Linked DNA regions of Homo sapiens: region 1 is linked to region 2. A link is an interaction called in ENCODE POLR2A ChIA-PET data of the cell type or tissue named here. Cell type or tissue: MCF 10A. All regions are shown on one strand. Each heading gives the region's core, and the rest is flanking DNA. Links, peaks and the distances in the headings are about the cores only. Region 1 overlaps LINC00581 (long intergenic non-protein coding RNA 581). Region 2 has its middle 110 kb from the start of LINC00581.

Region 1 (5,377 bases), core at 159-5,158, 88 kb after region 2:
TGGTGTCTGAAGCAGTGCCCGAACCATAGCAGGTGCTCCATGAATGCAAAGGAAATAAAACCGATTCCATTTTTATTTTAAAGTCAATTAAATTTGAATTCAATCAAGAAAGTTGATTAGAAGTTGATTAGAAGATGCATGCACACAAATACATTTGAAATGAATTTATGTCTGTTAATTGTGGATTTGAGATTTTATTTATGAAAACTAGGGTCTTTGAATTTCCACTTGATATCTACCTAATTTTTGTATTATTGAGAGAGTCCATTGGTGGAAAGTACCCAGGGTTAGGAGCTAGATTTAGGTTTGAATCTTTTTTTTTTTTTTTGAGACAGAGTCTCGCTCTGTTTCCCAGGTTAGTAAGCAGTGGCACGATCTCGGCTCACTGCAACCTCCATCTCCCGAGTTCAAGCGATTCTCCTACCTCAGTCTCCCAAGTAGCTGGGATTACAAGAGTGCACCACCACACATGGCTAATTTTTGTATTTTTAGTAGAGATGAGGTTTCACTATGTTGGCCAGGCTGGTCTCAAACTCCTGACCTCAAGTGATCTGTCTGCCTCGGACCTCCAAAGTGAGCCACCAGGCCCAGAAAGATTCAGGTTTGAATCTTGACTCTACACTTTTTTAAACCTTGGATAAATCTTGATTTAACCTTGGATAACTTCCCTAAGTTTCCATTTCCTCATCTGTAACATGGGAATAGTAACACCCCTTTGCAGGATCATTGGAAGTATTAGAAATAAACTCCACATAAAGTCCGTATGTATAAAGATATGTAAAGATGCACAGGTATGCTACATACAAAGTCACGTAGTAGGTACACAATAAATTGTGGTCATCATTGTTATTTTCTATTTTAATTTTTTAAAACTCTGTTACACTTCAGACAGATAGTCATTTTGTTGGCTAGCCTTTCTAGCTCATGAAACCTGTGACTATGTTCTATAGCCATATAATTTCCTCAAGCTTTGAACATTAAAATTAAATACAGAATAATCCTGCAGATATGGATACTTTCAGCTCAGCTGTTTCCTGTCTGTGAAAATATCACAATTTATTTAATAACTGATGTCAGAATAGGTTTCAAGCAACCTATAGAATAGTAATGAAGCTGGGTTTAAACAAATGTGTCTGTTTATATTTAATTCCCTCCACTTTCTGATAGAATGAACAGTTTTATTAGAAAATAATCAGTGTGTGGATCTCTTTTCTACACACTGTTTCCACCTTAACTACCTAGACCCTCTTAATCTCCGTGATTCTCATTGAATTGGGTTCTTAACAGATAACAATGAATTTTAAGTACAGTGGGTACCGCATTCTTCATTCTGTGGGGTAACTGATTTGATGGAACAATAGATTTGGAGTTCCAATCTGGGGCGGAGTGCAGAATTTACAGAAAAAAATAGATAACTCGGCAAAATAAACAATATCTTTCGAGGACTTATAATTCCCTCTCCAGAAAGGGCTGGCAGAGTCATTCTTTTGCTATGTATCTTATTTTGTTAGAGACATAAATCTCAGTTATAAAATCAGTTGAGGCCGGGCACGGTGGCTCACATCTGTAATCCCAGCACTTTGGGAGGCCAAGGCAGGCGGATCACTAGGTCAAGAGATCGAGACCATCCTGTCCAACATGGTGAAACCCCCGTCTCTACTAAAAATACAAAACTTAGCTGGGCATGGTGGCGGGTGCCTGTAGTCCCAGCTACTCAGGAGGCTGAGGCAGGAGAATCACTTGAACCCAGGAGGCGGAGCTTGCAGTGAGCCAAGATTGCACCATTGCACTCTAGCCTGGGCGACAGAGTGAGACTCCATCTCAAAAAAAAAAAAAAATCATTTGAGGACTGTGTTATGCAACTTTATAAACCACATGCTTGAGAGCTTCACAAAGTTTCCCTACAGTCGGAGAATCCTACTCATCCCCCTTCGCTCAGGAATTTTTCATTAGAGGCTTGAGGCATGTGAGTTAATAGGGTTCATGATCCCCATTCTGTTTTTCCTCTAAGCAGGTCTCCTAAGAGCATTAATTTGTGCATTCTATTTCAATAGAGACTTTAACACAAAAAAAGGTCAAATTATTACCCACATAATTTTTGTCACTTATTAGAAAAGTCTCAGTTGTCAAGTCCCTTTTCACCTGAGAAGTTCATGTGAGATGAGTTCCAACTTCTTTGCAGTGATCCGTGCTGATATTCAGCATTCTGGAAATTCTGCATGCAAATCTCAACCTGTAGGTGAAAGTTACCTTTTAAACTTCAACTCCCCCTTCAATAAAGACAATTTTCAACCTTTCTGGTAACAGACATTAGTTAAATTCTAACAGTCTAATTTTTTTGTTGTTTGTTTTTGTATCAGCCATACAACATCCCCAAATGGTTTGCTTTTCTAATAAAAATGAATTTTTTTTCTTGGCTGGGTTTTTTTTTTCTCTCTCTCTCTCTCTTTTCTATGTTGCTCAGGCTGGTCATGAACTCCTGGCCTCAAGTGATTCCCCTGCTTTCCAAAGTGCTGGTATTACAGGCATGAGCCACCATGCCCAGCCTTAAAAAAGAAATTTTTAAAATGCAAATATTCCCTACTGTCATGGGCTTCTATTTGAAGGCAAGAGTCCAAAGGTCTTTACAGAGGGTCTCCTGCAGTTTGCTGGACCGCAGCCAGTCACTATGGAGGAAGAATAGGGTGGGAGGACTCAGGGTATCCCCACCGGCCCCTCTTTCCTGCCCAGTGGAGCCGACAATCCTAGGTCAAACTGTGGGTCCTGCAAAATTCTACAGAAAACCCTGATTAGAGGCCTAAAGAATAAATCCACTGATTTACAAGAGGCTTTCCCTGACCTCATAGGGTGATTTAGAGGGGGCCCAGAGATGTCATTCACATTTAAAGAAAAAACGCAACTTGAGTCTTGTAGCTTGAGTCTCAGGCTGGACTGCACTTATTCAAGTGCCCTCTTGTTCCTTCTCATCATGGTCTCCTCAGATGCCAGGTGTGGGCCTCCAGCTATTTGGTCCAATACTTAGCAAGAGTGATTGTCTGTATCCTCTTAGTGGTACCCTCTGTGCTGCTTGGGTCTGAAGTTGGAAGGGTGATATTGAGGCAAAACCCCAGAGCAGCTTGTTGACTTTGTTTCCACTGGCTTCTCCTCGTGTTTTGGTTGACTTGGTCAACATCGTTCCTCCCAGCATTCAAGACTCCATATAGAGCACCATTCAAAACCTGTTCTGTCTTCAGGGAACTTTCATTGCAGGTGGTTTTCTACTGAGGGAGAAGGTAGGAGAAGTGTTCAGATGCTCTAAAAATTCAAGTTCCCCAAAAGCAAAGGATCTTGCCACATCATGACTTTTTCCTAATGAGCCTCTCTTTGCAGGGGAAAGAGTAGTTCTGATTGAAAGGCAAAATCTCTCCCTTCCAAGAAGGAAGCTCAAATCAGATCATTTTACTTCTCTGCTAGACACCTTCTCATCCTTTCACATCTTAGTAAAAACCAGTGATTAAAATGGTGCTGTCTCTGCATGATAGGGTCTTTTGGCACCTCTCAGGCCTCATGCCTCCTCCTTCTTTCTGACCCCATTCCAGCCTCAGTGGCCTCCTCACGGTCCCTCCAGCATGGCCAGCACGCCCCTGCCTCTGGTCTTTGCACATGCTGTGCCCCCTGCCTGAAATGCTGTTCTGCACATCTCTGCAGAGCTCTTTCCATGGCATCTTCCAGTCTTCATTCAACTGCCACCCTCCCAAGTGACACCTTCCCTGACCATCCCATCTAAAATTACACATATAACTCCCATCCTCCCCTAACACTCTTTCCATCCTCTTCTGTGCTTTACATTTATTCTTAGCACCCATAACTGTCTTATGTACTATTGTTCAAGCAAGATAAACAGGAGGCCATTTACCGGAGCCTATCTTCGTACTTTGTGTTCCTATGTAACAACCGCCCCCTCAACCAACTTAGTATGTAAACCAGCTGAAACATAAGTGAATAGTATATATTTTATATTTATATATATATATATAGTAACAAATAGCCAAGTTTCAGCCAATCACAAGCAGCCAACTCATCACACCATGTCCAAATAAGGCAAACACCTAGCTGTAGCCAACCAGGTGATTGCTCTGCTCTGCTTCTGAGTTCAGCTCCTGCTGCTGGGCTGAGCTGTCTGAACTTCTGGCTCTGAGGGCTGCCTAACTTAGGAATCCTTCTTTGCTCAAATAAACTCTTAAATTTATTTGAGAGACAAACTCTATCTAAAAGTTTTTTTTAACACTATGTAGTTTGAAAGTGTATATCATTATCTGTTGGGTTTTTTTTTTTTTTGAGATGGAGTCTCACTCTGTTGCCCAGCTGGAGTGCAGTGGCGCGATATTGGCTCACTACAACCTCTGCCTCCAGGGATCAAGCAATTCTCCTGCCTCAGCCTCCCGAGTAGCTGAGATTACAGGTGCCTGCCACCACGCCCAGCTAATTTTTGTATTTTTAGTAGAGACAAGGTTTCACCATGTTGGCCAGGCTGGTCTCGAACTCCTGACCTCAAGTGATCCACCCGCCTCGGCCTCCCAAAGTGCTTGGATTACAGGTATAAGCCATCACACCCAGCCTACCTGTTGGCCTTTAAAAATGAAAGCACCACAAGGGAAGGGATTGACATCCTATTTGTTCATTCCTGTATCTGCAGCACTTAGAATGGTGTGTGACCGGCACATAGCAGGTGTTCAATGAACGTGGGGTGAACAATGAATGCCTGAACAAAGAATAAAGTGAGGACCATTTGTGGCTTTATTTTTTTATTTTTTTTTGAGATGGAGTCTCGCTCTGTCACCCACACTGGAGTGCAGTGGCACAATCTCAGCTCACTGCAACCTCTGCCTCCCAGGTTCAAGTAATTCTTCCACTTAAGCCTCCCGAGTAGCTGGGACTACAGGTGCCACCACCACGCCCAGCTAACTTTGTATTTTTAGTACAGACAGGTTTTCACCATGTTGCCCCGTCTGGTCTCAAACTTTTGACCTCGAGTGATCCTCCCACCTTGGCCTCCCAAAGTGCTGGGATTCTAGGCATGAGCCATCACGCCTAGCCTATGGCCATTCTTGACTATCCTCAGCCAAGGGCACCCAGCTCATGCTTTCCCGAGGGCCACATGGTTCTCGCAGCACCCCGCAGAAGATCAGAGGTGCTGCCCAGACTCTGGTTGTGCTCCTGAGAAACTGAGTCTTCTGCATCCTCTTATCATTGGCCATTGACCTGGCTGGAGATGCAAACTGTGTTCCTTGGCTTTTTGTATGCATAAACTGAATGTTTGAAGCCTCACCTTCCTTTGGATACAGATGAAATCATATTTAATGAAATATAAATCATAATAACTCTCAGCCCCCCTCCA
Region 2 (5,377 bases), core at 216-5,215:
CTAGGGAGGAGGGGAGGGGAGGGGGCTGGTGGACCCTGAGAAACACAGCCTAACTGAGAGAAGAGAAGGCATTGCACTTCAAACGCTAAGAGGTGTGGAGCTTATCTGGACAGCATAGAGAGCTGTAGAAGGCAGTAACATGATCAGATTTAGGTTTTCAAAAGATCACAGTGGCAGTGAGGAAAAAGATTTGGAATGGGATCAAAAGCCAGGGGACCACCTAGGAGACAATGCAGTCCAGGCAGAAGATGAGAAAATCCTCAAGTACTGCAGGAGCAATGGGAATGGAGAAGAGGAGATAAAATAATTTTTTAGGGTCAGGCATGGTGGTTCACGCCTGTAATCCCAGCACTTCGGAAAGCCCGAGGCGGGCGGAGCACCTGAGGTCAGGAGTTCAAGGCCAGCCTGGCCAGTGTGGCTAAACCCCGTCTCTACTAAAAATACAAAAATTAGCTGGGCATGGTGGCAGGCACTTGTAGTCCCAGCTACTCAGTAGACTGAAGCAGGAGAATGGCGTGAACCTGGGAGGCAGAAGTTGCAGTGAGCCAAGATCGTGCCACTGCACTCCAGCCTGGCGACAGAGGGAAACTCTATCTCAATAATAATAATCATAAAAATTTTTTAGGAGCTGGAATCTGTAGGGCTCTGTATGGCTGAGAAGAAAGGCTGGTGGTGCCATTCCCCAGAGAAGCCTAGAGGAGTAACAGGATCTTGTCTGGGAAGAGGAGGCTGGTTGGGTAGAGACAAACTAACACACTAGGTTTTGACCGTGTTGATTTTGAAGTGCCTGTGGATCATCCAGTAGAAAGGCAGCATTGGTAAAGGAGCAGAGTTCAGGAGAAAGGTCCAGGCTTAGGGTCAAAAACAGAGATTCAGGTCTATAGTTATCTCACCAAGAAACCTCTAGGCTCTCCCAGAAGTGGAGACTAGAAGAAACCTAACAACGTATGTCCCTAAGTGTGAAACTGGAAATTCAGGCTTAGTCTCTAAATTCCAAAGCAGGAGCAAAATCTCAGACAACTGAAATCTCCTAAATCTCAGACAATTTAAAATTTAAAAAAAAAAAAAGCATTACATTTAGGAGGAGTTACAAGTTTTGACAATAGAAAAGACACTAGGTTAGCAGTCCTGTCTGTGTCCTTCCATACAAATTCAACCCACCACTTGCTTTGTGACGGCAGGAGATTAATCTGGACTCGATTAGTTTTTCTTTGCAAAATGAGAACTGAATGAATTCTGTGGTCTCTTGTGGGGTCCCACCCTGGCTGCAAATAAAGCCACATCCTTTCGTTTTTCAAATTAAACCTGACTTGAGCTTCCAGAGATTGTCAGAGTATCCAATCCCTCTTTCTAAATTGCCCAGATTACTCAGTTCTAGTAATAAACACCTTTTGGAGAGAAAACGGATATCTATGACCAGTCTGCTAGGTAGGAGGTGCTTTCACCCTTGTCACAGCCTCACTGCAGACCCACACGGTGACAGTTCAGTGCAGCCTCCTCTCCTGTGACGATGCCACTGCCGGCTTGGATCTTTGCACTGAGTGGTTCTTCAGGGGAGGATGTGATTGGCTCTGAAGGCTCACAACCCTTGGGTTGCATTTCTTTGCTGGGCCATTTCCTCCAACAACTTGTCAATGCCTGGGCCTAGAGGACTTTGCAGGCCCAGCCACGCCCTGCACCCAAACCACCTCTGTGCCATTCCGCTGTTGTAGAGTTGGATTACACTTCTACATACCCTCCTGGACATCATGGTGAGTTCCCCTTTCAGGAACACTTAGGGTCTTTTCCTGCCGACAGAACCCATTCAGCCCACTCCAATCCATCAGTTGAGTAGTTTGTGGACTTACTCATTTACTTTACATTAAAATGACTCTTCCCAGAGCAACGGACACCTCCAGGAAGACTTGCTATCTCTAGGATAGAAAAGTGATTGGCACATTTTAAATGGTGACCTTCTTTCATTTAAAAACAAAAGGTAAAACAATCCTAATTAGCAACAGTAAGAAAAAGTGTCAGAGGCCTTTGAACCAGAGCAACTCCATCTTGAATAGGAGCTGGGCGAAATGAGGCTGAGACCTACATACTGGGCTGCATTCCCAGATGGGTAAGGCATTCTGTCACAGGATAAAATATGAGGTTAGCACAAGATACCAGTCATAAAGACCTTGCTGATAAAATAGATTGCAGTAAAGAAGCTGGCCAAATCCCACCAAAACCAAGATGGCAATGAGACTGACCTCTGGCTGTCCTCACTGCAACACTCCCGCCAGCACCATGACAGTTTACAAATGCCATGGCATCAACAGGAAGTTACCCTGTATGGTCTAAAAAGGGGAGGTATGAATAATCCACTCCTTGCTTAGCATATCATCAAGAAATAGCCATAAAAATGGGCAACCAGCAGCAAGTGGGGATGCTCTGTCTACGGAGTAGCCATCCTTTTATTCCTTTACTTTCTTAATAAACTTGCTTTCACTTTACTCTATGGACTTGCCCTGAATGCTTTCTTGCATGAGATCCAAGAACCCTCTCTTGGGGTCTGGATCCAGACCCCTTTCCTATAACAAAAGGAGAAGACGAAAGGAAGGATGAGGATATCTCACTCTGAGAAGCAAAACTTGTGTCAGTCAGCAACCCATTAAGCGGAGGCAGTCACTGATTGGAAATCATCTGCCAGGGTCCAAGTTTTCAGCTGAGTCTGTGGGAAATTGGTGCAGTATGTGGGTAGGGGGAGTCCATCTCCATGACAGAAAGGATGGGTGGTGGTCACCACCACCACCACCCACCCAGCAGCCACCTGGCCACATATGGTGGCCATATGCTGTGAGGGCCCTTCCTGCTTTCTCTCCTCTTGGATATAAAAGTGAGGGCCAACCACAGGCTGCCCAGAGTCCTGGGGGTGAGAGTGTCCATCCTGAGGCATCAAAAAAGTGTGGGTGGAGGCTGAGTGATTTTCAAAAAAGAGAAAGGGCAGCTTTGCAATGCAGTGTGGGGAGAGCAGACTGGGCTGATGCATGAGGCCGCAAAACAACCCAGAAAAACATCTCCGTGGCTTGCACAATCATCCTCTGAATATGTGTCATCAAACACGAGACCATCTTTACCTGGCAATAACGCAGCTGAAATCAGTCATTTAAGGAGTTTCTCACTATTACTGAGCCCAACATGGTCTTTAACTGTTGTCTACCCCATAAAAAAAAAAAAATAGGAGGCTGAAGTGCAGGAAAATTTTTTTTTCTTCTTAATCACATGAAATGTTGTGAGTACACGCCAGAGAATAGGCCTGAATTGGATGTTTTTTGATGCCTTAAATTTAAACAGCTGGGCTTTTTTTCTTTTTTTCTTTTCTTTTTTACAGTAGCTGCACTATCCTGTTTAACTTTTGAAATGAAGGATTTGAGTTTTCATAGGGAATCTACATTTCATCTTAAAGCTGGAACACAGCATCTTTAACTTTTCTCTAAAGTTGAGTTCTCTGCGGATCAGGATCCTCTTTTTGCTTCTTGTTCATCTTGTATGTCTGGGATATCATAGAGACAGAACCTAGCCGGAATATATACCTGGTAGTTCCAGGACCCTACATCCCATCAGATGCAAACCTAAGAAAGTGACTTGCTGATCTCTGGTTTTGTAATTAGAGAACAAGCCAAGAGAAAAGGTACACTTTTATAACTAGTGGTTGCTATAATTAAAGTTATTAGTTAAGGAAGAGCTGTTACTTGGGGCAAAACAATCAGAAGGAAATTTTAGCAATTAAGTCAAATTCATTGCAGTGGTGAATTTTTTTCCCTTCTGGAAAACAAAACAACCTTGGGTAAGTGTTCTCAAAGAGCATCTTGACTCTGCAGTGGCTGGAGAGCAAACAGTGAACAGTGAACTGTGCTGTTGACTCTATCAGTAGGTTAATTAAGAAAGCTGTTAGTGATGATAAAAAAGGCCAGCACATTTTCAGTTCATATTGACAAAATCCATGACATCGGCAGAACTGATGTTTGTTCAATACGAAGAAGACATGCTAGAGGCATTTAGGGGAAAAGGAGGACAAAGGAAGCTGATAGTTCAGTACGGGATGTCCCGTATTAACGTTAGCAGAGTTGTTCATTTGAAATTCCATGTGTCGTTTCCTCTCCTATAAATTATGTAAGCAGAGGTGTTTAGGGCCTCAGATTCCATCAGGAAAAAAAAAAAAAAACCTAGTTCTCTCATAATGGGGTAATCACAAAGGAGCACTGATTTGGGAGCTGAGAGACTGAATTCTGATTCTAGATCTGCATCTAACGTGCTGTGTGGTTGGGGACAGTGGATTTGACTCCGTGGGTTTCCATTTCTAGACTCTATGTATCTTTTAAGTACAGTCCAGTTTCAGAAACACAACAAACCTACCTTTCCTATGTAGCATCTTCCTTTGGGGGAAATACGTCCAAAACTTCAATATGGGATGATAGGAACCTATTGCCCACCGGGCATTACCAGTCCACCTGATCCACCCGATGGGCTGAGTGAGAGGGAGTCCCTCCTGTTCCAGCTGCTGCTGGGGTCTGGGCAAAGACTGATGAGGAGTCTGAGAGGAGACAGTGTTGGGGGTCATCCTACACGAGCCAATCCTGAAGGCAGACCTTGTCCAGGACAAGGCTTCTAGTTCCCAGTGAAGCTTTATTTCATCTGCTTAGCGTTTAGTGTTCTGTTTCTCTCTTGTTCCCACTCCCCTAGTTTGTCCCTTTGGAGCAACCAAGCACACAGTATTTGTGCAATTGCTTAGGGGAAATGGAGAGGAGTGAAGAGTGTTCTTTCTAGACTCTGGGGTGGAACTCCACTTCCTTCTCTTTTTCTTTTCTTTTCTTTTCTTTTTTTTTTTTTTTCTTTGAGATAGAGTCTTGCTCTGTCGCCGAGGCTGGAGTGCAGTGGTGCAATCTCGGCTCACCGCAACCTCCGCCTGCCGGGTTCAAGTGATTCTCCTGGCTCAGCCTCCTGAGTAGCTGGGACTACAGGCATGCGCCACCACGCCCGGCTAATTTTTGTATTTTTAGTAGAGACTGGGTTTCACCATATTGGCCAGGCTGGTCTCAAACTCCTGACCTCAAGTGATCCCCCCACCTCAGCCTCCCAAAGTGTTGGGATTACAGGCGTGAGCCACTGTGCCTGGCCCTCTTTTTCTTTCTTAGGAGGCTACCACTGGTGCACTCCTAGCTGGTATCGGCCCAGGGCAGGAGCCACTAGAGAAAAGAGGAAGTGAGGGAGAAGGCACCTCTCACAGTTTGCCTAGGAGGGAAGGGAGATGTAATCAATGCACTCATAATATTTTAACACAATTACTCCTCACCTAGGAGATGAGTTTATAGCATGATTTCTTGAGGCCTTTTTTATCTGTCAATATTTG

The links. ChIA-PET counts read pairs that join two places held together with the same protein. Peaks named below come from ENCODE experiments on the same cell type or tissue, not always from the same donor. Only the 100,000 strongest peaks of a DNase experiment are listed, where the experiment ranks them.
Region 1: POLR2A ChIA-PET joins it to region 2 with 6 read pairs; 2 of 35 experiments call an interaction of 5 or more read pairs at or near these places.

What each region holds. Positions count from the first base shown.
Region 1 is chr6:21,488,066-21,493,442 of GRCh38, forward strand. LINC00581 (long intergenic non-protein coding RNA 581) reads right to left here. Exons shown (of 4, transcript NR_103790.1): 3 at 2,143-2,233. Among named protein-coding and RNA genes, the nearest start is that of LINC00581, 21 kb to the right of the region's middle. In MCF 10A, for the core only: no CTCF peak of the experiment used is centred there; no DNase peak of the experiment used is centred there.
Region 2 is chr6:21,399,545-21,404,921 of GRCh38, forward strand. No RefSeq gene overlaps it. Among named protein-coding and RNA genes, the nearest start is that of LINC00581, 110 kb to the right of the region's middle. In MCF 10A, for the core only: no CTCF peak of the experiment used is centred there; a DNase peak (open chromatin) is centred at 3,057.